Regions from separate parts of the Homo sapiens genome. Here region 2 is linked to region 1. A link is a loop called in an ENCODE intact Hi-C map of the cell type or tissue named here. Cell type or tissue: HepG2. All regions are shown on one strand. Links, peaks and the distances in the headings refer to the core of each region. The heading gives the core; the rest is flanking DNA. Region 1 has its middle 13 kb from the start of LINC00895. Region 2 has its middle 37 kb from the start of LINC00895.

Evidence for each region. Hi-C counts contacts between places; a loop is a spot of excess contacts. Peaks named below come from ENCODE experiments on the same cell type or tissue, not always from the same donor. Only the 100,000 strongest peaks of a DNase experiment are listed, where the experiment ranks them.
Region 2: a loop joins it to region 1, with 2.7 times the contacts of the local background. A loop is called at or near these places in 5 of 110 quality-filtered maps.

The regions. Positions count from the first base shown.
Region 1 is chr22:19,548,010-19,560,581 of GRCh38, forward strand. No RefSeq gene overlaps it. Among named protein-coding and RNA genes, the nearest start is that of LINC00895, 13 kb to the right of the region's middle. RefSeq lists enhancers at 6,636-7,338, 7,339-8,041 and a silencer at 6,757-7,051. In HepG2, for the core only: a CTCF peak has its summit at 6,937 (motif pointing left); a DNase peak (open chromatin) is centred at 7,022; H3K27me3 peaks cover 1,418 bases.
Region 2 is chr22:19,597,863-19,610,434 of GRCh38, forward strand. No RefSeq gene overlaps it. Among named protein-coding and RNA genes, the nearest start is that of LINC00895, 37 kb to the left of the region's middle. RefSeq lists enhancers at 97-597, 598-1,098, 7,496-8,063, 8,064-8,631, 9,114-9,687. In HepG2, for the core only: no CTCF peak of the experiment used is centred there; DNase peaks (open chromatin) are centred at 6,039 and 7,139; H3K27me3 peaks cover 2,340 bases.

The sequences.
Region 1 (12,572 bases), core at 2,874-10,873:
GCTGGTCTCAAACTACTGGGCTCAAGCATCCACCTGCCTCTGCTTCCCTGAATGCTGGGATTACAGGCGTGAGACACCATGCCTGGCCCTTCATTCCATTTTTTTTTTTTTTTTTTGAGACAGAGTTTTGCTCTTACACCCAGGCTGAAGTGAAGTGGCGCGATCTCTGCTCACTGCAACCTCCGCCCCCCAGGTTCAAGTGATTCTCCTGCCTCAGCCTCCTGAGTAGCTGGGATTACAGGCGCCTGCCACCACGCCCTGCTAATTTTTGTATTTTTAGTAGAGATGGGGTTTCGCCATGTTGGCCAGGCTGGTCTTGAACTTCTGACCTCAGGTGATCCACCCGCCTCAACCTCTCAAAGTACAGGCATGAGCCACCGCGCCTGGCCCCTTCATTCCTTTTTAAGGCTGAGTAAAATTCCCCTATATAGTTATATTACATTTGTTTATCCATTCATCAACCAAAAGTCCACTTGGGGCCAGGGATGGTAGCTTGCGCCTGTAATCTCAACACTTTGAGAGGCCAAGGTGGGAGGACCACTTGAGCCCAGGAATTCAAGACCAGCCTGGGCAACATAGCAAGACCCCTTCTCTACAAAAAAAATTGGCCAGGCATGATGATGCATGCCTGTAGTCCCAGCCACTTGGGAGGCTGAAGTGGGAGGATCGCTTGAGCCTGGGAAGTTGAGGCTGCAGTTAGCAGTGATCGCACCACTGCACGTGAGTCTGGGTGACAGTGAGACTGCCTCAAAAAATGTTTTTAAAAATACAGTCGTATTGGCTGTTCCAAATGATGGTGCCATGAACATGGGTGTACAAGCATGTGCTGCTCTTATGATACAATGCTGATGTGCTCCCCATCAAAAGCTGGGGTCTATATTCCCTCTCCTTGCACCTGGGAAGGTTGTGACAGAAATGATGCTATGTGACTTCCAGGCTAGATCATAAGAGGTGATACAACTTGCTCCTCATCCTCTTTAGTGGCTCACTCTTGGAGCCCAGTCGCCATGTTGTGAGCAACTCAGACCAGACTTAGAGGCCACATGTAGATGTTCCAGCTGGCAGCCAGCATCAACTACCAGATAGAGGGAAAGAGTTTTCCAAGCAACCCCAGCCTCTGTGACTATCTGAGCAAGAACCACCCAGGCGAGCCCAGTCAACCCCAGAGCCATGAGAGATGACAGAAATGACTGTTGCTGTTTCAGGCCACTGAGGTTTGGGGTGTTTGGAGTGCAGCCACTACATGCACCCTACAAAGAAGTCTGCCCTGGGATGGGACCCCCCACATCCCACAGCCACCTCCAAACACAGGACCAGAGACCCCAGGATCAGCAGGCCAAAATGACCATAAAGGAAGCCCAAGCTTGCCACCCTGTCAACGAGGAAGTCCCAGATGGGAGATAGTAATGCGAGAACAAAGGAAAACGTAAGCAACCTTGATGATGTGAAATAATAGTAAAGCTGATGGAAACGGGGAGGTAGAGCAGGAAGATTTCTTCATCTTGCACAGTGGGGTCCGTCATAAAATATCTACAGCAATAGAGGTCTGGGGCAGGTCCAGGCTCCACTAGGTGGCTGTAAGGTGGCTTGTTGGACGGACCCGAGTCACTGGTGTCACTAGTCCCTGAAATCACAGCATCTCCACTGCTCTGACAATGACAGGTTTAGAGGTTAGGCCCCAGCCTGCTGGGTATGCATTTCCTTTAGTGCTGGAGATGGACTCAGAATGCGTATGTGACCCTATGTGGGCCAGCAATTGGCCAGTGCAAGATTGCTGGGGATTCTGGGACCGGGGTCCTTATTTTCAAGATACAGCCATGTGAAAAAATGGCTCCTACCAACACACGAAGAGGGAAACTCCGCACTCCTATTGCTTGGCAGCCATCCTTCCATCACTAAGGGAACCAGCCTTAGGATAAAGCTGAGGGGTGGAGCAATGGAAGGTACTCAGGTTTCTATCACAGTTTTTGTTTGTTTGTTTTTTGAGACAGAGTTTTGCTCTTGTAGCCCAGGCTGGAGTGCAATGGTACGATCTCAGCTCACTGCAACCTCTGCATCTTGGGTTCGAGCGATTCTCCTGCCTCAGTCTCCCAAGTAGCTGGGATTACAAGCGCCCACCACCACGCCCAGCTAATTTTTTTGTATTTTTAGTAGAGATGGGGTTTCACCATGTTGGCCAGGCTGGTCTCAAACTCCTGACCTCAGGTGATCTGCCCGCCTCAGGCTCCCAAAGTTCTGTGATTACAGGTGTGAGCTACTGCGCCTGGCCCCAGCTAATTTTTATATTTTTAGTAGAGATGGGGTTTCACCATGTTGGCCAGGCTGGTCTTGAACTCCTGACCTCAGGTGATCTGCCTACCTCAGCCTTCCAAAGTGCTGGAATTACAGGCATGAGCCACTGCGTCCAGCCTCTATGATGGTTCTGTAAAGCCTGTAAGCTGAACAGCCCTGGAGCCTGCCTTACCTCTGAACATCCACTGGCATGAGCCAATAAATTGCTATATTAAGACCGTTCTAGTTGGATTTTTTTCCTTTTTTTTTTTTTTAGACAGGGTGTCACTCTGTCACCCAGGCTGCAGTGCAGTGGTGTAATCATAGCTCACTGCAGTCTCAAACTCCTGGGCTCAAGCGATCCTCCTCCTTCAGCCTCCTGAGTAGTTTGGACTACAAGAACGTGCCACCACACCTGGTGAATTTTTAAATTTTTCTTTTGTAGAGACGAGGTCGTGCTATGGTCACCCCGGCTAGTTTAGAACTCCTGGTCTCAAGTGATCCTCCCACATCGGCCTCCCAAAGTGCTGGGATTATAGGCATGAGCCACCATGCCCAGCTGTTTCTTTCCTTTTTAAAACATTTTTTATTGAGATACAATTCACATAACATAAAATTAATCACTTTAAAGTTTATACTTCAGTGGCTTTAGTATATTCACTATGCTGTACATGCATCGCCACGGTGTAATTCCAGAACATTTCCATTTCCCCAAGAGAAACCACAAATCTGTTGGCAGTTATTCTCCACTTCTCCCCACCCCATGCCCTAGGTATCCACCAATCTACTTTCTGTCTTCGTGGATTTGCCTGTTCTGGACATTTCATAGAACTGGAATCACACAGCATGTGGGCTTTTGTGTCTGGCATCTTTCTCTCCGTAGATTTTCCTATTCTGGACATTTCATAGAACCGGAATCACACAGCATGTGGGCTTTTGTGTCTGGCGTCTTTCTCTCCATGGATTTGCCTGTTCTGGACATTTCATAGAACCGGAATCACACAGCATGTGGGCTTTTGTGTCTGGCATCTTTCTCTCCGTAGATTTGCCTATTCTGGACATTTCATAAAACTGGAATCACACAGTATGTGGGCTTTTGTGTCGGGCGTCTTTCTCTTAGCACAGTGTTTCCAGGTTCATCCGCGCTGTAGCCTCATTCAACACCTCATTATCTGTGACGCTAAATAATATTCCTTTATTCTGTTTATCCATTTACCTGTTGGTGGTCATTTGTGTTGTTTCCATTTTTGGGCTATTGTGAATAGTGCTGTTATGAACTTTTTTTTTTTTTTTTTTTGAGACAGAGTCTCGCTCTGTTGCCCAGGCTGGAGTGCAACGGCATGATCTTGGCTCACTGCAACCTCTGCCTCCCGGGTTCACGCCATTCTTCTGCATCAGCCTCCTGAGTAGCTGAGATTATAGGCGCCCACCACCATGTCCAGCTAATTTTTTTGTCTTTTTAGTTGAGATGGGGTTTCACCATGTTGGCCAAGCTGGTCTCAAACTCCTGACCTCAAGTGATCTGCCCACCTTGGCCTCCCAAAATGCTGGGATTACAGGCGTGAGCCACCGCACCTGGTCGATTACTATAGTTTTGTAGTAAGTTTTGAAATGGAGAAGTGAGTCTTCTAACATTGTTCTTGTCCAAGACTGCTTTGGTTCTTTCTGTGTCCCTTGCAGTTCCATATGAATTTTAGAATCAGCTTGTCCATTTCTGGAAAAAAAAAAAAAGCTGTTGAAACTTTGATAGGTATTGCATTAAATCTGAAGATCTTAATGTTAAGTTTTCTAGTCCACGAATATAGAATATCTTTCCATTTTCTTTCAACAATGTCTTGTAGATTTTTTATAGCAGCCTTGCACTTTTTAAATTAAATTTATTTCTAAGTATTTCAAGACTATTCTTTTGATGCTGTATTTTCTTAATTTGATTTTCAAATTGTTCATTGCCAGTAGATAGAAATGCAACTGGTTTTGTATATTAATCTTGTATCCTGCAACTTTACTAAACTCACTTATTAGCTCTACCAGTTTTTGTGCAGATTCTTTAGGGTTTTGTTTGGTTTTGTTTTGACAGGGTCTCACTCTGCCACCCAGGCTGGAGTGCAGTGGCATGATCATGGCTCACTGTGGCCTTAATCTTCCAGGCTCAGGTGATCCTCCCACCTCAGTCTCCTGAGTAGCTAGAACTACAGGTGTGTGCCACCATGCCCAGCTAATTTTTTGTAGAGATGGGGTTTTGCCAGGTTGCCTGGGCTGGTCTTGAACTCCTGGGCTCAAGCAATCCACCCACCTCAACCTCCCAAAGTGCTGGTATTAAAGGCATAAGCCACCATGCCCAGTTTCTTTAGGGTATTCTTTATACAAGATCATGTCATCTGCAAATGGAGTTTTACTTCTTTCTCTCCAATCTAGATGGCTTTTTGTTATTTTTTCTTGTCTAGTTGCCCAGCCTAGAATTTCTAGTACAATGTTAAGTAAGTGGCAAGAGTGGCCATCTTTGTCTTGTTCCTAATCTCAGGGGTAAGGCTTTCAGTTTTTTACCATTAAGTATGATATTAGCTGTGGGCTTTTCACAGATTCCCTTTATCAGACTGTGCGAGTTCCCTCCTATTCCTAGTTTAGTGCATGATTTTTATCACTAAAGGGTATCCTGACTTTGTTAAATTTTTTTTTTTTTTTTTTTTTTTTGAGATGGAGTTTCACTCTTGTTGCCCAGGCTGGAGTGTGTGATCTCGGCTCACTGCAACCTCTGCCTCCCCATTTCAAGTGATTCTCCTGCCTCAGCCTCTTGAGTAGCTGGGATTACAGGCACCCGCCACCACGCCCCACTAATTTTTTGTATTTTTAGTAGAGATGGGGTTTCACCATGTTGGTCACGCTGGTCTCAAACTTGTGACCTCGGGTGATCCACCCGCCTTGGCCTCTCAAAGTGCTGGGATTACAGGCATGAACGAACCACCACACCCTGCCTGTTAAAGGTTTTTGTCAAATTCTTTTGTGCCTATTTAGATGACCTTGTGGTTCTGTCCCTTTATTCTATTAATATGATGTATTACATTGATTAGGTTCTGTGTTTTAAACCAACCTTGCATTCCTGGGATAGATCCTACTTGGTCATGGTGTACAATCCTTTAACATGTTGCTGAATTTGGTTTGTTAGTTGTTTGTTAAGGATTTTTGAATCCAAATTTATAAGGGATATTGGTCTGTATTTTTTATTGTGATGTCTTTGTCGGGCTTCACAGCATAAGTCAGTAAGTGTTCCCTCCTCTTCTGTTTTTTGGACACATCTGAGAAGTACTGGTGTTAACCCCTCTTTAAACATTTGGTGGAATTTGCCAGTAAAGCCGTCTGATCCTAGGCTTTTCTTGCTAGAACTTTCTTTCTTTTTTTTTTTAACTAGTAACTCCAAATTCATCAAATTTGGGAAGATTTCAGCCTTTATTTCTTACTAAGAATGAGGCATTTCTCTTGAATGTTTTCCTCATGTTGCTACAAACCTTTTTTTGTTTGCTTGCCCTTTTTTTTTTTTTTTTTTTTTTGAGATAGAGTCTTGCCCTGTTGCCCAGGCTGGAGTGCAGAGGCATGATCTCAGCTCATTGCAACCTCTGCCTCCTGGTTCAAGCGATTCTCCTACCTCAGCTTCCCAAGTAGCTGGGGTTACAGGCATGCACCACCATGCCTGTTTTCTGTTTGTTTGTTTTCTTTGTTTTGTTTTGTTTTTTGTATTTTTAGTAGATACTGGATTTCACTATAAGGCTGGTCTCGAACTCCTGATCTCAAGTAATCCACCCGACTCGGCCTCCCAAAGTGCTGGGATAACAGGCATGAGCCACCATGCCTGGCCTGCTGCAAGCCTTTTAATGTCCAGAGCTATTTTTAAAAAGTTGATTTTTGAGTTTTTTCCCTTTTTTCATTGTTTTTTGTGGAGGGGTGAAATTTGTATTTCTTCATCCTCCATCTTCACTGATGTCCTTCCTTAGCTGGGTTTCTGATAGGGCAGACAAAAATGCCCCAACTCCTAAGACACTTATTTAGTTATAAGGATGATGGTTTTCAAACTTTAGTGAACACAATTAACTAGGGGAGACTATTATAAATACACATTCCTAGGTCCCACCACAAATTCCAATGAGTTTGTCTGCGGCCTGGGAACCTGCATTTTGAAAGCACTGGATTACAAGATCTAAAAGTAATGAACAAATTGAGAGGTTGAGAGGAGGAGAGGTTGTCTAAATATGTTAACTTCACATTGATTTCATACAATAGAGCCAAAAGAAACTACACAGTTGAGAAATCAAGATGTGGGTTGTATGCTTTAGAATTACGAAGGCAACCACTGTAAGAATTAGAAACAAAAATAGTTAAGACAGGCCACCTTCAGGGAATGGAGTTGGAGTAAGACAGGGCAATTTTAAATTTTCTTTATAGTTTGAGCTTTCTTTCTCAAATACAGCTGTTATCTTTATAATAAAACAAACACAAAAATGACAAGAAAATCAGTAAAAGGGGACTATTGGCCAACAATTCTGTCTTCCCTTCCCAGTGCCTCTGCCAGTGTACTCATCCATCCACCAGCAGCTATGGCCCAGGGGCGTGCAGCCTGGCTCCTCAGAATGGCACATGGAGCTGGGCTCCTCCCAGGAGCCACATTCCTTCCCACCTCCCCCCAGAGGCAGGCATGGGCAACTGAATGCAAACAAGATGAAGAGGAAGGACACTGTAAACTAAACAATTGTTAGCTTCCAGACGCAGCCACAACCTGGAGTCACAGAGCCCTCCTGGACTCAGGGCCAAAAGAGACCTACACAAGGTCACATAGTGACCCAGTCCTTCCCAGAACCAGTAGTCTTTGGAGCTTAAAAACATAAGCATAGGCCGGGCAGGATGACTCATGCCTGTAATCCCAGCACTTTGGGAGGCCAAGGCAGGCAGATTGCTTGAGCTCAAGAGTTCGAGACCAGCCTGGGGAACACGGTGACACCCCGTCTCTACTGAAGTACAAAAGAAATTAGCCAGCGTGGCGGCGTGTGCCTGTAGTCCCAGCTACTGGGGAGGCTGAGGCAGGAGAATTGCTTGAGCCAGGGAGGCGGAGGTTGCAGTGAGCCGAGATCGTGCCACTGCACTCCAGCCTGGGTGACAGAGTGAGACTCTGTCTTTAAAAAATAAAATAAAATAAATAAGCATAAATCTAAAACACTTTGCTTGGAAGCTGGCCTCAGGCTTAGCTTATACCATGAATTCATCTGCCAACTGTTTCAGAGGTCTGGGCAGAAGGGCTGCCCAGCAGGAACCAGAGGTCTGGAACAACCAAGTGGGGATGGCTGATTCTGAGGGAGGGATGGGCATGTGACAGTGTGCCCTCTGAACTGTGGGGGAATGTGGCTCCCCCGACCCCTGGGCTCTGGGGGGCTGTTTTCTGGGTGAAGGTGATCCAGACTGTTCAGGCCAAAGCCCCAGTGCCAGAGACTCATTGTCCCTCCCACGGTGGAGATGTTCCTCTCTCAAGGTGTCCTGCATTAGCATGGGACGTTCTCCTCCACTCCACCGTGCCTGGAATCCATGTGGGCAAGGATGAGGAGGGAAGCAGCTGTTAGTGGGAAGTGAGGCTGTGGGACTCCAGCGTTCTGGACAGTCCCAGCCCGAGGTGACACTACTCTGATGTGCTGAGTGGCTGACTTGGTAGGGAGTTAGTGTTTGGAGGTTTTCTCACAATTCCATGAGAATCCAGGGCAGGCCATGATAGTGGGGAAGGCTTTCACATGACGCAGCACTGGAGCTGGACCTGCTGGCTGGGCAAGCTTCAGACACAGGAGGGTGGTGGCATATCCTTTGCTGTAACAGGCAGAAAATATAATGATGTGACATGCCCCACCTGGGCCCATCTTGCCTCTGGCCCTGCAGGCCTTCTGAAACCAGCTCTAGGAGGCCCAGGGAACCCCACAGGCAACACCAGATTTGACCCCACCAAGGAGGCCATGACAGGTCCCAGTCCACAAGATGAACACTATGCTCTTTAAAAAGAACTCCTGTCTTAGTTGGTGTTAGTTCCCAGCCAGTGAAGTCACAATGATGGTAGCAACAGGTACCATCACCTGGCACCTGCTGAGTGCCAGGCATGGTTCCCAGGGATGCACACACACAACGCTACCCCGCAGCCCCAGCCATCCATGTACCCCTGTGGAAAGGAAGGCACAGAGACACATCACGGGACTTGAGAGTGGCAGAGTCAGGATCTAGGCGGGCAGTCAGCTCCAGTGGGGGTTCACAGCCCCTCGCTACTCTGCCGTTACCTTCATCCATGACAATGTGACCAGTCATCTCTGCAGCTGCAGGGGCCAGTAAAGTGCGAGACTCCTAATTCCAGTGCATATTTGCTGAATGAGAGAATGAAAATGTGTACCCACATACCTCAGGTACCTACAACAGACTGTCATTATAACTGCAAGAGACAGAGTGAAATTAATAGACACCGACATGTCCTCAGCAATTCCAACAAAACAAATAGTGACAAGTACCCAAGTTAGTATGACCTACTAGTCTCCAAATCATAGTAACTGGTGGTCAAAATGAAGAGGCAGGACATTCCACAACAGTGTGGACGCACCAAAGGAATGGGCAAAAACACACACCTCCTTCTTCTCAAAAGTATGTGTACTGGTTTTCTATGGCTGACATACAAATTATCATAAATTTAGCAACTTAATACATCCTAGCACTTTGGGAGGCCAAGGTGGGAGGATCACTTGAGCCCAGCAATTCGAGGCTGCAGTGAGCTATGGTCAAGCCACTACACTCTAGTCTGGGCGACAGAGTGAGATGTTGTCTCTAACAACAACAACAAAGCCCAGTTCGGGTGGTAAAGGTGGCATTTCATAGCGATGGGATGGTGCAGGGTGATCCTGGCAGGGCAGGTGATGAGAGTGTGGAGGCAGAGCCTGGGAAACCTCCATGTCAATATGATCACAGAAACAAGGAGCGCTCCATCGCAACTGGGGCAAAGTAGAAAACGCACTGAGGGACTGACCTGATGAAGGTGGAGGGTGCGAAATGCAATCCAAAGTAAAGAAGAGATGAGGGTGCAGAAAATTATGGGCAAGAAACAATGCTCTCAGGTTCTAGATTTGTGGTCTTAATTGAATCACAATTTGGAGAGGCTTATTTTGTTTTTATTTTTTTGAGATAGTCTCGCTCTGTCGCCTTGGCTAGAGTGCAATGGTGCCATCTAAGCTCACTGCTACCTCTGCCTCCCTGGTTCAAGCAATTCTCCTGCCTCAGCCCCCTGAGTAGCTGGGATTACAGGCATGCATCACCACGCCCAGCTAATTTTTGTATTTTTAATAGAGATGGGGTTTTACTATGTTGGCCAGGCTGGTCTTGAACTCCTGACCTCAGATGATCCACCCGCCTTGGCCTCCCAAAGTGCTAGGATTACAGGCATGAACCACTGTGCCTGGCCGGAGAGTCTTAATTTATAAACTTTAAAACTTCAGAACACTAAAAAAAAAAATTAATTAAAAAAAAAAATATATATATCCATTTGGGCCACATGTGGTGGCTCATGCCTGTAATTCCAGCACTTTGGGAGGCCAAGGCAGGAGGGTTGCTTGAGCCCAGGAGTTCGAGACCAGCGGGGGCAACATAGCAAGACCCCATCTCCACCAAAAAAAAATACAAAAATTAGCTGGGCGTGGTGGTGTGCACCTGTGGTCCCAGCTACTCTGGGGGCTGAGGTGGGAAGATCATTTGAGCCTGGGAGGCAGATGTTGCAGTGAGCTGTGATCGCTCAACCTGTCCCCCCCACAACAAAAATTTTGAGAATCTGTCTCAAAAAAAAAAAAAATTTGTTTTGTTGAACCATGGTCTAGAGAATTATTAATAGTAAAGAAAATAGAAGTAAAAACTTATTTTTAATAATTGCTCATTTTTGTTTTCTAAATATAACTCTTTTATTTATTTTATACTATTCATTTATTTATTTTTGAGACAGGGTCTCACTCTGTCACCCAGGCTGGAATGCAGTGGTGGGATCACAGCTCATTGCACCCTTGACCTCCTGGGCTCAATCGATCCTTCTGCCTCAGCCTCCTGAGTGGCTGGGACTACAGGCATATGCCATCACACCCGGCTAATTTTTTTGTTTTGTTTTTTGAGACAGAGTTTTGCTCTTTTTGCCCAGGCTGGAGTGCCATGGCATGATTTCGGCTCACTGCAACCTCCGCCTCCCGGGTTCAAGCCATTCTACTGCCTCAGCCTCCAGAGTAGCTGGGATTACAGGCATGTGCCACCACACCCAGCTAATTTTGTATTTTTAGTAGAGATGGGGTTTCTCCATGTTGGTCAGGCTAGTCTTGAACTCCCAACCTCAGGTGATCCGCCCGCCTCGGCCTCCCAAAGTGCTGGGATTACAGGCGTGAGCCACCACGCCTGGCCAACACCCAGCTAATTAAAAAAGAAAATTTGGGGGATGGGCACGGTGGCTCACGCCTGTAATCCCAGCACTTTGGGAGGCCGAGGCGGGTGGATTACTTGAGGTCAGGAGTTCAGGACCAGCCTGACCAATATGGTGAAACCCCGCTTCTACTAAAAATACAAAAATTCGCTAGGCATGGGGGCACGCACCTGTAGTCCTAGCTACTTGGGAGGCTGAGACAGGAGAACTGCTTGAACTGGGGAGGTGGAGGTTGCAGTGAGCTGAGATCGTGCCACTGCACTCCAGCCTGGGCAACAGGGCGAGCGAGACTGTCTCAAAAAAAAAAAAAATTTTTTTTTTGTACAGATGGAGTCTCACGAGGTTGCCCAGGCTGGTCTCAAACTCCTGGCCACAAGCAATACCTCCCACCTTGGTCTCCCAAAGTGCTGGGATTACAGGCGTGAGCCACCTTGCCCAGCCAAATAAACTCTTCTAAAGATTGTTCCCAGGACAAGTTTAGGGCAAATGTTCCACAAACTACTACATGTAAGCACATGTGTGATTACGACTGAACTTTCACCTGATTTGTGAGGCCCCAAAGTAGCCTCAGAAGGAAAGAGCCAGGCCCCTCAAACTGCGGGGAGGTGAGTATTCCACGCTCACCTGGGCCAGCTCCTCCTCCTGCAGCTCAAGGGCTCAGCCTGGTGGGGTGCTGTTCCCCAGGGCGCTAAGGAGGAGCCAGTTTCTGTCTCACATGGGTTGATGGCCATGCAGCTTGATTTCCTCTCTGAGTCAAAGGAATCTTGTCAGGGCCAGGCCCGCAGCTGCCCTCCTGTCTTGGAAAACTAAGAACTGCACCCCACCCCTGCAAGTCTGTCCATAGCCCCGGCAATGCCACGTGCTGCCTTCCTTTTCTGCATACTGGTCTTGGCCACCTGCCATCACCATGTGGCCCCAGTCACCTTCCATCACCATGTGGCTTCTCCTATGCCCTGGTCCTTGCCCCTGAGGCATTTAAGCACATCTCCACACCCGCTCAACACTGCAGTGCAGCCATTGCTGTGTGCTTCTGATCTCGGTGAGTTCGCATGCTCAAGAAGTCTTTGGCACAGAGTTTACGACCTCAGGCTCTCCAGTTCAATGGGCCTAGGTTCATCCCAGACCTGTTCTATTTACTAGCTAAGTGCAGTTGTCTTAACCTCAGTGAGCTCATCTAGTTATATACAGAATGGTGATGGCAATACCTACCTTATAACATTGGACTGATCCACCCAACAAGCATACCTTGGGCACCTTCCAGTGTTCTCTGTGTGGGGGTACAGCTGAACTGCCACAGGGTGACAAAGGAACTAGAGCTGGGGTTGGGGGTGGGGGCTGCTGGGGCTGGCCCAGGCAGGACCTTCAGTGCCTGGCTAGGAGCCTTGGACTCTGTCCTCAGAGCAGTGGGAACCCACCGGAGGGCTTCCGTTGCAGGGTGGGAAGGGTGATGGGGTATGCCAGACTCATCCAAACAAAGCCACAGTCTTTGGGGAGGGGGCAGCAACTGGAGGCAGGGGGACTGCACAGGCAGCTATTTGCAAGGATTCTGCAGGCAAAAGTAGTGTGGGGGGAAATTGGGGATGAACTTGAAACTTAGGTGATGGGTGGGGATGTAAATTCATTCAACCTTTATGGAAAACACTAGGAAGATTTCTCAAAGAACTGAAAATAGAACTACCATTCGATCTGGCAATCCCGTTGCTGGGTATCTAAAGGAAAAGAAATCATTACGTCAAAAAGACACCTGTATTTGTATGTTTACTGCAGCACTATTCACAATAGCAAAGACAAAGAATCAGCTTGAGTGTCCATGGATGGAAGAATGAAGAAAGAAAACATGGTATAT
Region 2 (12,572 bases), core at 1,860-9,859, 49 kb after region 1:
CTCAGAGGATGTCTCTATCTTTGTTCCTTGGCTTAAACTGGCAGGTTGTTGTAAAGGGCAGTGGGAGGGAAAGAAAACTAAGGGGAAACCAAATTACTTATTTAGGGCTTGATTTTCTGGCAGGTGAATTGGGCTTAGGAAACCCCACCTAGATTAGCAGCTGTTCCTGACCGGCCCCTCGCCAAAGCTGCACCCCTGGGTGGTGGTGGGGGCTTCAAATTAGGGTGTCCCAAGGGCTGGATTGTTCCAGCAAAGGTGTTCCTGGATTCCCAAAGCAAGTTCACTTGTTTTAGGAACAGTTCCCTGAGGCTCTGCAGGGGCTGCTGGGCTGCCTTGTCTCCCCAGGTCCATGACGCCAGGCCACCATCCATGCATCCTGTTGTGTGCTGGGACGGGGTGCCAGATGCTGGCATCCAGGAACAGAGAGTGGATTGCATGAACATGGCTACCATGCAGTTGGTTCTCTGCTGCTGGGGTGCAGGCACCTGAAAGACACGGAGGAGCTAACCCAGCTGAGAAGGGTGTGTGCCAGTCAGGACCTGGGGTGCAGGACACAAACATCACACCACTGGGTTGCACAAGACTTGGAGGAGGGGCCCAGGAGGATGACATCAAGGTCTGGAGGGGGTTGCTCAACAACACACCTGGATGTGCAGTGCAGGCATGGCACCTGCCTCTGCAGCAGGGCCCAAAGACTCGATGGGGCTGCCATGTGGCCTGATGTGAGTTGGAGTGAGGCTGTGACCCCCGGGTGAAAGCTGCAGCCTGCATGCATCGATCACAAGCGAGGGCTGGCTGTGTCCTCATCCCAGGAAGGGCGGGGTGAGGGCCTCACCACAGTGTGGGCAGGGCCCACTCACGCCCTGGGAAGTGAATCAGGAGGTGGCAGCAGGCACTGGGGCTCTCTAATCTCTTGCCCGTCTTTGTCCAGTTATTGTGAGAGCTCCAATTCCCTGTTCTTATTTCTCTGAAAGTGCTGATAAGATGGGTACAGAATAAATCAAATGCAAAGTTACGTTTCCTGGCTTAGGAAGCAAAAACCTAAGTATAACCTTGGAAGTGCTCCTGGGTACTCCTTTCTTTCCCCAAGGTGATTTTTCCCTCTTAAACACATTACAGTAAAATACATACAACATTCACTACTTTAATCATGTTTTGTTTGTTTGTTTGTTTGTTTGTTTGAGACAGGGTCTCGCTTTGTTGCCCAGGCTGGAGTGCAGTGGAGCAAGCACAGCTCGCCTTCTGGGCTCAAGTGATCCTCCCAAGTAGCTGAGACTACAGGTGTGAGCCACAGTACCTGACTGATTTTGAAAAAAAATTGTTTGTAGAGATAGGGTCTGGCTATGTTGCCCAGGCTAGTCCAAACTTCTGACCTCAAACTATCCTCCAGGCTGGGACTCCCAAAGTGCTGGAATTACACACGTGAGCCACTGTGCCTGGCCCACTTTAATTTTTTTTTTTTTTGAGATGGAGACTCTGTCACCCAGGCTGGTGTGCAGTGGCACAATCTCGACTCACTGCAATCTCCACCTCCCGGGTTCAAGTGATTCTCCTACCTCAGCTTCCCTAGTAGCTGGGACTATAGGCATGCGCCCCATGCTTGGCTGATTTTTTTTGTATTTTTTAGTACCAACACCATGTTGGCCAGGCTGTTCTTGAACTTCTGACTTCAAGTGATCCACACATCTCGGTCTCCTAAAGTTCTGGAATTACAGGTGTGAGCCACCGCACCTGGCCCCACTTTAACCATTTTTAAGTGCATTAAGGACATTCACAGTGTTGAGCAGCCAGCACCATCACCATCTCCAGAACGTCGTCATCTTCCGAGGCTGAAACTCTGTTCCCATTGAACACCACCTCCCCACTCCCCATGGCTGTCTCAGGAGCTGGCCTGAGCACTGCTGCCCTCAAGGTCACTCTAGAAGTGGAGCTTCAGTTCGGCCCCCACTTCCTGTGGCTCTATCCCTGCAGGTGTGCCCGGGATCCAGAGGTGGCCCCATGAGGCCTTGTCCGAGCAGGTCTGGCTGGACCCTTGCTCCTCTTGGAGCTGGGTAGGGCTGGGTGGGCTGCGTAGGGATGTTCAGGGCAGTGGTCACCTGTTGCCCAGCTCTGGGTGGAGCCCTGTCTGAAGACAGCTGTTCTTTTCTAAAGAAAGAAGATCTGTCAGACGTTAGTCATCTGCACCACTGTCACAGCTGACGTTGATTGAGCTCCTGTGTCCTGGGCACTGTCCCAAAAGCCCCCTGCATGCAGTTCTTGCCATTTAGTACCTTTTGTTTTGTGTTTACTGAATGGATACAGCCGGAAGCTAGCTAAATTTAACTCACGCCCTCGACTTGGGTGGAGGTGAGGAAGGGGCTTTCTGAGGCAGGGAATTGGGTGAGGGCTTTATTTTATAGGCATACTTTGGAGATAGTGTGAGTTCAGTTCCAGACCACACTGCAGTAAAGTGAATATCATAATGAAGTGGGTCATATGAATTTTTTGGTTTCCCAGCACATATAAAAGTTATGTTTACACTAAACTGTAGTCTATTAAATATAGGATAGCATCACATCTAAAAAAAACAATTTTTATATGCCTTCATTTAAAAATACTTGGCCGAGCGTGGTGGCTCATGCCTGTAATCCCAGCATTTTGGGAGGTTGAGGCGGGAGGATCATGACCTCAGGAATTCAAGACCAGCCTGGTCAATATGGTGAAACCCCGTCTCTACTAAAAATACAAAAAAAAAAAATTAGCTGGGCATGGTGTCGCGCGCCTGTAATCCCAGCTACTCAGGAGGCTAAGGCAGAAGAATCTCTTGAACCCAGGAGACGGAGGTGGTAGTGAGCCGAGATCACGCCATTGCACTCCAGACTGGATGACAGAGCGAGACTCCGTCTAAAAAAAAAAAAAAAAGAAAGAAAAAGAAAAAAAAACTTTACTGCTAAAAATACTAATGATCATCCAAGTCTTCAGTGAGTCAGAATCTTTTTGCTGGTGGAGGGCCTTGCCTCGGTGCTGATGGCTGCTGACTGATCAGGGTGGTGGTTGCTGAAGGGTAGAGGGGCTGTGACAATGTATTCAAATCAGACAACAGTGAAGTTTACCACATTGATTGACTCTGCCTTTCACAGGAGATGGCCCCCGGCACTGGAGGCTGCTTGATACCATTTTACCCACAGTAGAAGGTCTTTCAAAATTAGAAATCCTCTCAAGCCTGCTGTGTTTTTTCGGTTATGAAATATTCTGAACGCTTTGTTGTCATTGCAACCATGTTCACAGCATCTGCCCCAGGAGGACGTTCCGTCTCAAGGAACCACTTTCTTTGTTCATCCCTAAGAAGCAACTCCTCATGTGTTCAAGTTGGATCCTGAGATTGCAGCAATTCAGCCCCTTCTTCGGGCTCCACTTCTTTTTTTTTTTTGAGACGGAGTCTCGCTCTGTCGCCCAGGCTGGAGTGCAGTGGTGCAATCTTGGCTCACTGCAAGCTCCGCCTCCCGGGTTCACGCCATCCTCCTCCCTCAGCCTCCTGAGTAGCTGGGACTACAGGCGCCCGCCATCACGCCCAGCTAATTTTTTGTATTTTTAGTAGAGATGGGGTTTCACCGTGTTAGCCAGGATGGTCTCGAACTCCTGACCTCGTGATCCACCCACCTCGGACTCCCAAAGTGCTGGGATTACCAGTGTGAGCCACTGCACCTGGTCTAGGCTCCACTTCTAAATCTGGTTCTCCTGCTGTTTCCCCCACATCTGCAGTGACTTTCTCCACTGAAGTCCTGAACCCTCAAAGTCATCCATGAGGGTTGGAATCTACTTCTTCCAAACTCCTATTAATGTTGATATTTTGACCTCTTCCCATGAAGCAAAAATGTTCTCTTTTTTTTGAGACAGGGTCTCACTCGTTGCCCAGTCTGGAGTGCAGTGATGTGATCGCGAGGACATCAACAACCTTCTGGGCTCAGGTGAGCCCTGCCTCAGCCTCCCAATTAGCTGGAACTATAGGCATGCACCACCAAACCTGGCTAGTTTTTTTTTTTGTTTGTTTTGTTTTTTTTTTTTATAAACAGAGTCTCCATATGTTGCCCTGGCTGGTCTCAAACTCCTGGACTCAAGTGATTCTTCTGCCTCAGCCTCCCAAATTGTTGGAATTAACAGGTGTAAGTCACCACAACTTGCTGCTTTTCATGGCATCTAGACTGGTGAATCTTTTCCAAAAGATTTTCAATGTACTTCGCCCGAATCCATCAGAGGAATCACCATCTATGGCAACTATAGCCTTATGAAATGTATTTCTTGAATAATAAGACTTGAAATTGAAATTACTCTTCAGTCCATGGGCTGCGGAATGGATGTTGTGTTAGCAGGCATGCACACAGCTTTCATCTCCTTGTCCATCTCCATCACAGCTCCTGGATGACTAGGTGCAGTAATATTTTGAAAGGATTCTTTTTTTTTTTCTGAGCAGCATTTCTCAACAGTGGGCTTAAAATATTCAGTAAGCCCTGCTGTAAACAAATGTGCTGTCATCTAGGTTTTCTTGTTCCATTTCTAGAGCGCAGGCAGAGAAAATTTGGCATGATTCTTAAGGCCCTAGGATTTCTGGAATGGCGAATAAACATTGGCTTCAACATAAAGTCACCAGCTGCATTAGCCCCTAACAGAGCCAGCCTTTCCTTTGAAACTTTGAAGCCAGTCATTGACTTCTCCTCTCTAGCTAGGAAAGTCCTAGATGGCATCCTCTTCTGATAGAAGGCTGTTTCACCTACATTGACGATCTGTTGTTTAGTGTGGCCACCTTCATCAGTGATCTTAGCCAGATCTTCTGGATAACTTGCGGCAGCTTCTACATCAGCACTTGCTCCTTCACCTTGCACTTTTATGTTATGTAGATGGCTTCCTTCCTTACCCTCATGCACAAATCTCTACTAGCTTCTAAGTTTTCTTCTGCAGCTTCCTCACCTCTCTCAGCCTTCATAGAATTGAAGAGAAGTAGGATCTTGCTCTGAATTAGGCTTTGACTTAAGGAAATGCATGGCTGGTTTGATCTTCTATCCAGACCACTACCACATTCTCCATATCAGCAATAAGGCTGTTTCACTTTCTTATCATTTGTGTCTTCACTGGAGGAGCACTTTTAATCTCCTTCAGGAACTTTACCTTTGCATTCACAATTTGATTATTTGGTGCAAGAGGTCTAGCTTTCAGCCTGTCTCAACTTTTGACAGCCTTCCTCACTAAGCTTAATCATTTCTAACTTTTGACTTAAAGTGAGAAATGTGCAACCCTTCCTTTCACTTGAACACTTAGAGGCCATTGTAGGGTTATTAATTGGCCTAATTTCAATATTGTTGTGTCTCAGGGAATAGGGAGGCCTAAGGAGAGAGAGAGAGATGGGGCATGGACAGTCAGTGGAGCAGTCAGAACACACATATTATCAGAAGTTCACTGTCTTATACGGGCATGGTTCCGGGCCCAAAACAATGACAATAGTAACATCAAAGATCACAGGCTGGGTGCAGTGGCTCACACCTGTAATCTCAACACTTTGGGAGGCTGAAGCACGTAGATTGCTTGAGCCCAGGAGTTTGAGACCAGCCTGGGAAACATGGTGAAACCCAGTTTCTACAAAAAATACAAAAGTTATCCAGGCATGGTGGCACACGTGTGCCTGTGGTCCCAGCTACTCGGGAGGCTGAGGTGGGAGGATCGCCTGAGCCTGGGAGATTGAGGCTGCAGTGAACCATGACTGCAGTACTGCACTCCAGCCTGGGTGACAGAGTGAGACCCTGTCTCAAAAAAAAAAAAAAAAATCATTACTCATGAGGCAGGAGAATAGGGTCTGGAAGCAGGGAACCTAAATCCTCACCTTTTCTGCACTGGCAGATGGGAAATTGGCTGTCTTCAACAAATCTGACTGATTGCCGGTGGAGTCTTTGTTTGCAACTTGGTAACTTCACTCTGGCCTTGGAATGGTTGCTGTCCACAATCAATCAGACTGATTGTGGGCAGAGTCTTTGTTTGCATAGAAGTATAACTCTGTAACTTCATCCTAGCCTCTGATTGCTTTTTGCAACCAATCAGATGTTTGCACAGGAGTGTGACCTTTGTAACATTACTTCAGCCTCTGGTTGGCTGCTTTCTGCAACCAATCAGAATGATTGTGGGCTATCACTTCATTTACATGAGATGAGCATGAAGTGGCCAATGGGAAACTTCTTGGGGGTATTTGAACCCAAGAAGATTCTGTATCTGGGCCCTGAGCCACTGCTTGGGCCCGCTCCCACACTGTGGCGTGTTCTTTCATTTTCAATAAACACCTGCTTTCATTCTTTTGTTGCTTCATTCTTTCTTTGCTTTGCTGGGTGTTTTGTCCAATTCTTTGTTCAAAACACCAAGAACCTGGACAACTTGCAGTCACGACCCTCTACCGGCGACAGTCACCGATCACCATGATGGATACCTAATAAGGAAAAAGTATGACATATTATGAGAATTACCAATGTGACACAGAGAGCCAGAGGTCACATACTGTTGGAAAAATGGCACCAAGAGACTTGCTAGACACAGGCTTGCCACAAGCCTTCAATTTGTAGAAAACACAATATCTATAAAATGCAATAAAGCAAACTACAATAAAATACAGGTGTGCCTGTATTCTATTTTGCCCCAACCTCCACAACAACCATGAGGTGCAAAGATATTTCACCCCCATTTTGTAGACCAGAAAACAAGCAGAGAGAGGCTAACTGTAAGGGTGTGTTTTTAGATCCCAATGCCAGGAAGGGTCAGAGTGCAGGTTCTGCCACATTTGACATCATGCGGTCCAGGGGGCCACTGCACCTGATGCCCGTGTCATCAGGGCTGGGATTTGGTCTCCAATGCACCTGTGTGATCAAGGCCCAGGATGTGTGCCGGGGGGTGGCTTTCCTTCCTGGGGGAATGTGACTGGCCCATACCATTTCTGGTTTAACTTTCTAGTGAATCGATTTTCATGTCTTTAGAGTTTAAACTGTGCAGGCAGCCTCAGGGAGAGCCAAGAGTTCCGTGGACAGTCTTGAAGCTTGATGGGCTCTTCTGAGTGACAGCGTGAGCGCCAGGCACGAGTCCAGACTGTGATATGGGCTTTGACCCTCTGACCTCATTGCCTCTCTGTTTATCCGCTTTGCTTCCTCTGCAGCTGATGTCATTGTGGTTCACATTTCGCAGTAGGATGATCCCTGGGGAGTGGGTAGTGAGGGACACTTGTTGGGGAGGGCCTGTCTGGACCTAGGGACAGAGCTGGGATCATCAGCTGTGACCTGTTGGCCAGATCCCAGCACCGCTCTACCCCATGGCTCAGGAGCTTACTATGTTTGTTACATTGCTAAATGGTCAGAAAGAAGGAAGAAGAAAGAAGGAGAAGAGGAGGAGGATTATTATTCACGATTGGCCTAAGGGGCTCACACCTGTAATCTCAGCACTTTGGAAGGCTGAGGCGGTGGACTGCTTGAGGCCAACTCAATCCCCGTCTCTACAAAAAATTAAAAAATTAGCTGGGAGTGGTGGCATGAGCCTGTACTCCTAGCTACTCAGAAGGATCGCTTGAGCCCAGGAGTTGGAGGCTGCAGTGAGTTATGATCGTAAAAAATAAAAAGATTTCATGACATGTGAAAACGATCTGAAATTCTAATTCACTGTCCATAAATGAGCTTTACTGGAACACAGTGGTGCCCATTCCTTTTGCTTTGTGTGGGCTGTTTTGCTCCCACGGCAAGGTTGAGTAGCTGGGACAGAGGCCATGTGGCCTGGAGAGCCTAACATATTTACCAACTGGCCCTTCCCACAAGACGCTTGCCAAGCCCAGGCCCTGCGTTCCCTCCCTTCCTGCGATGACAAAGTCAGGTTGGTAGTCACATTTCATGGGGTTGGCACAAACCGTTGGTGCTTAATCGGAGTGGAAGAGGCTGTGCTGGGGGCCAACTGCACAACTGCACGGGTTCCAGAGAGAAGGCAGCGGCCCACATGCCATCAACTGTCCCACACCTGTGGCTGCCAGGGCCTGCCTCCGAGGGACGCCCCCCTCCGCCCGCCGTGTGTTCATTAAGAGGGCCGGGGTCTGTGGTGGCCCCACAGGCAGCGGGCCTCTGTCCTGTGCTCAGGTGGTGCTCTTTGAAGGGTGGCAGGGCCGGGGGCTCCTCTTGTGCTGCCAGAGCTGGTCCCAGAGACCCACCTGCCCAGGGCCAGCCCGTGGGATGGCAGCCCCGTGCGTGACAGTGGCCTTCGCATAGTACCATCTGCTCCCAGTGGGGCGGTTCTAGACTTGCTCTGGGAAGCAGCCTTTCCAGATAACAGGAGACACCCCAGCCAGTCGGTGGGGAAGCAGGCCTGGGGTCGGCCACGGGGACTCTGGAGGGTCTCTTCAGGCCACGGCTGGTGTTTCCTGAGGAAGTGGGGCCGACACAGAAGGGCCAGGGCCGCGTGGTTGAGAAGTAAGGATGAGGATGATGGGGGCTGCTAAGATCCCTGGCCCCATCACTGTGCAGCTTTTCTACTCACTTGTGGTAACAAACGCCCAACATGACATTTATCATCATAACCATTTTTAAGCACCCAGTTCGATAACCTAAGTATATCCTAAGTATATCCTTAGTATAACCTAAGTATATCCGCGTTGTTGTGCATCCAGTCTCCAAAATCCTTTTCATCCTGCAAAACTGAAACACTGTACCCACTAAACCACAACTCTCCTTTCTCCCTTCTTTTCAGCCCCTCCCCAGCTTACCATTCTGCTTTCTGTCTGTGAATTTGGCTATTCTAGAGAACTCATGTCAGTGGACTCACTCCGCATTTGTCTTTCTGTGACTGACTTATTTTACTTTGCATAATATCCGCAAGGTCCATCCACGTGGCGGTGTGTGTCCGAGTTCCCTGCCTCTCCAGGCTGAGTGATGCTGCCTTCTGCGGATGTGTCATCTTTTCTTTATCCATTCATCTCCTCATGGGCACTCAGGTTCCCTCTATCTCTTCAGCATGGGTGGGCATTTGCCCCAATCCTGCTTTCGCTTCTTTTGGATCTACACCTGGAAATGGTGTGCTGGATCAGAGGCTCTTCTTACTTTTAACTTTTGAGGAGCAGCCACACTGATTTCCATAGCAGTTGCACCATCTCACATTCCCACCATCGGCACACGAGGGTCCCACCGTCTGCACATGAGGGTCCCACCGTCTTCATTCACATCCTCACCAGCATGTGTGTGTGTGTGTTTTTTTAATAGCAGTCATCCTAGTGGGTGTGATCCGTTTTGTTTTAAGTAAGGCATAATTTTCATACAACAAAATGCACAGATCTTGTTTCCCATAACAGGAGTTTTGGCTGATGAACTTTCATGAAATCTACATCCCACCCAGGGATAGGACATTTCCGGTGCTCTGGGAAGCTCCCTCTCACCTTTCCCTGTCATCCCTCTCCACCCGGCACCGGGTTGCTGTCACACCGGAAGAGCAGTGCCTGCCCCTGCCCTTGGTGCCGATGCACCCACAGTAAAGACAGAAAGGTTTGCGTGGGCCCAAGCCTGCCTCCCCATTAGGCAGCCCTGCTCAGGGCTGCTCCTCGCACCCGGGGAGGAGGTGCCTGTGCCTCCAGGAGCAGGGAGAGGGCTGGGTTTGCAGGTGCCCTGCATCCAGCTCCAGCCTCTCCCCAGCCCGCTGTGTTTGCTTTTGGAGGGCTGAGCACAGGATGTGCCCGTCCTCTGCCTGATGACAGTGGAGTGATGTCAGGCCAGGTGCTTCCCGGAGGGAGGCAGGGCGTGCAGCCTGCTGCCTGGCAGGGGAGGGGGTGGGCAAGGTTCCCAAAGAGAGAGCTGAGCTACGGGCCGACTATGCATCAGCGATGTTTACAACAGCTTCCCGCCCTCACCAGTTTCGAAGTTTGCGTTTCCATTCTGAGAGCCTCATTTTCAGCCCCACTTGCTGCTAAAGGGCAGTTTATCTTCAGAATCAACATTCGGATAGAATCGCGCACCCTCTAACCTGGGAGCAGAATGTGCTCGGCTTTGACAACTATACAGTTTTTATGAGCAGCAGGTTCCTGAAAAGCTTGTGTTCCCAAGGCCAGGCTGGTGCCACGGGAAGGCCTGTCCCAGGCTGAGCTCCGTCTCTCCTCCCGTGGATTTACTCAGTAACGTTGCAGGAGTCTGAGCCCCGACAGTGTCGTGGGTTCATTCAACCTTCAGCAAATCATTATTCCTGTCAGACGCTTGGGATACAGAGTTGAGCAGGCTGGGAACCAGGGGGCAGACTCAGGGGATGACAGCATCACACATAAATACTCATATCCACCTAAGTGTGCATTCAGGCTGGGTGGTCAGGGGGTCCCTTAGAGGAAGCCACACCAGAAGGGTGGATGGGATTTAGCCAATGAGAAGAGCTGAGGTGGTGAGTCTCAGGGGAGCTCGGATGCAGCCTCTGTGGGGAGGTGTGTGAAGGGCCATGCCCTAAACAGCGTCCAGGGCAGTGGGGTGGCCAGCCCCTGACTGAGGGGGTTAATGGGGGTGGTGATAAGCCCCAGAACCAGAATTGCTTTTCAGGCCTCAGTGGCTCAGATTCCAGAGGCTTTGGTGTCTTTGGCAGAAAGAGACTGAAGTTTCTATTTCAGTTCTCTCAGTGAAAACCAGCATTTCTCACCCAGGCTTTCATGCTTTGGCTGAGTTCTAGGCTCCTTTTCTCCCAAGACATGGAGCAGATTCCAGGCTGGTGGCCGTCTCTGTGTGGTGCCTGAGCTGCGTGGCATCGATGGCTGTGAGCTTTGTCCCCACTGGCTCACGAGCTCACAGGGCCACACTGCCTTCTCCACACCGTACCCCACAGCATCGCGGTGCCAGTGCCTCCTGGCCTCCAGAGGTGGCTATTGGCTGCCTCATGCCTTCCTCAGAGATCTGGTTTTTAAAGTAAAGTGAGGGTCAGTAAATGGAGGGAGACAGAAGCAAAGAAAAATGGGTTGGACACAGAAAACAAACTGGCTGTCAGAGCTCTGATCTGAATCTCAGGCATCCTTTCCTTTCTTTTAAAAATATGTGATTGTGGTCAAACATACAGAACATAAAAGGTCTACCCATTTTTAAGTGCGTAGTTCAGTGGTGTTAAATCCATTCTCACTGTGCTGCAGCCACTCCCTAGAACTCTTCATCTTGGCCTGGTGCGGTGGCTCACGCCTGTAATCCTAACACTTTGGGAAGCTGAGGCGGGCGGATCACCCGAGGTCGGGAGTTCGAAACCAGCCTGACCAACATGATGAAACCCTGTCTCTACTAAAAATACAAAAATTAGCTAGGCGTGGTGGCACATGTCTGTAATCCCAGGTACTCAGGAGGCTAAGACAGAAGAACCACTTGAACCCAGGAGGTGAAGTTTGCAGTGAGCTGAGATTGTGTCATTGTACTCTGGCCTGGGCAACAGAGTGAAACTCTGTCCCAAAAAAAGAAAAAAAGAAAAGAACTCTTCATCTTGCGTGAATATTAAGCATTTTTTGAAAAACAAAAGGAGGCCAGGCATTGTGGCTCATACCTATAGTCCCAGCACCTGTATTATCAAGGCCCAGGGTGTGTGCCTGGGTGTGGCTTCCTTCCTGGGAAGGATCACTTCAGTCCAGAAGTTCGGGACCAGCCTGAGCAACATGACAAAACCCCGTCTCTACAGAGAAATGCAAAAATTAGCCAGGCATAGTGGCACATGCTTGTAGTCCCAGCCACTCTGGAGGCTGAGGCAGGAGAATTGCTTAAGCCAGGGAGGTGGAGGTTGCAGTGAGCTGAGATTGCACCACTGCACTCCAGCCTGGGCAAAAAAGTGAGACCCTGTCTCAAAAAATAAATAAAAAATAAAAAAGGAAAGGAAAGAAAATAAACAGAGCAAGGTTCTCTTCAAAATTTAGCTGCAGCCAGGTGTCGTGGCTCATGCCTGTAATTCCAGCACTTTGAGAGGCCGAGGTAGGAGGATCACTTGAGCCCAGGAGTTTGAGACCAGCCTGGGCAACATAGTGAGACCTTGTGTCTACTAAAAAAAGAAAAAATTTAAAAAACCAGGCATGGTGGCATGTGCCTGCAGTCTTAGCTGCTCAGGGAGCTGAGACGGGAGGATCCCTTGAGGCCAGTTCGAGGCTGCAGTGAGCTGCGATTGTTGCACTGCACTCCAGCCTGGGTGACAGAGCAAGAACTTTCTCAAAAAAAAAAAAAAAAAAAAAAAGGCCGGGTGCGGTGGTTCCCAGCACTTTGGGAGGCCGAGGAGGGTGGATCACTTGAGGTCAGGAGTTGGAGGTCCCCCCTGGCCAACATGGTGAAACCCCGTCTCTATTAAAAAATACAAAAATTAGCCAGTTGTGGTGGCATATGCCTGTAATCCCAGCTACTCAAGGGCTGAGGCAGGAGAACCGCTTGAACCTGGGAGGCTGAGGTTGCAGTCAGCCGAGACTGCTCCACTGTACTCCAGCCTGGGCAACAGAGACTCTATCTCAAAAAAAAAAAAGGCTCAGCTGCCAGGAGCCAGCATTTTTCCTCTTCCCATCATTCCCTTTCTGCAGCCAACTCCTGCCCCTCCTCATGTGCATTGTGGGGGCT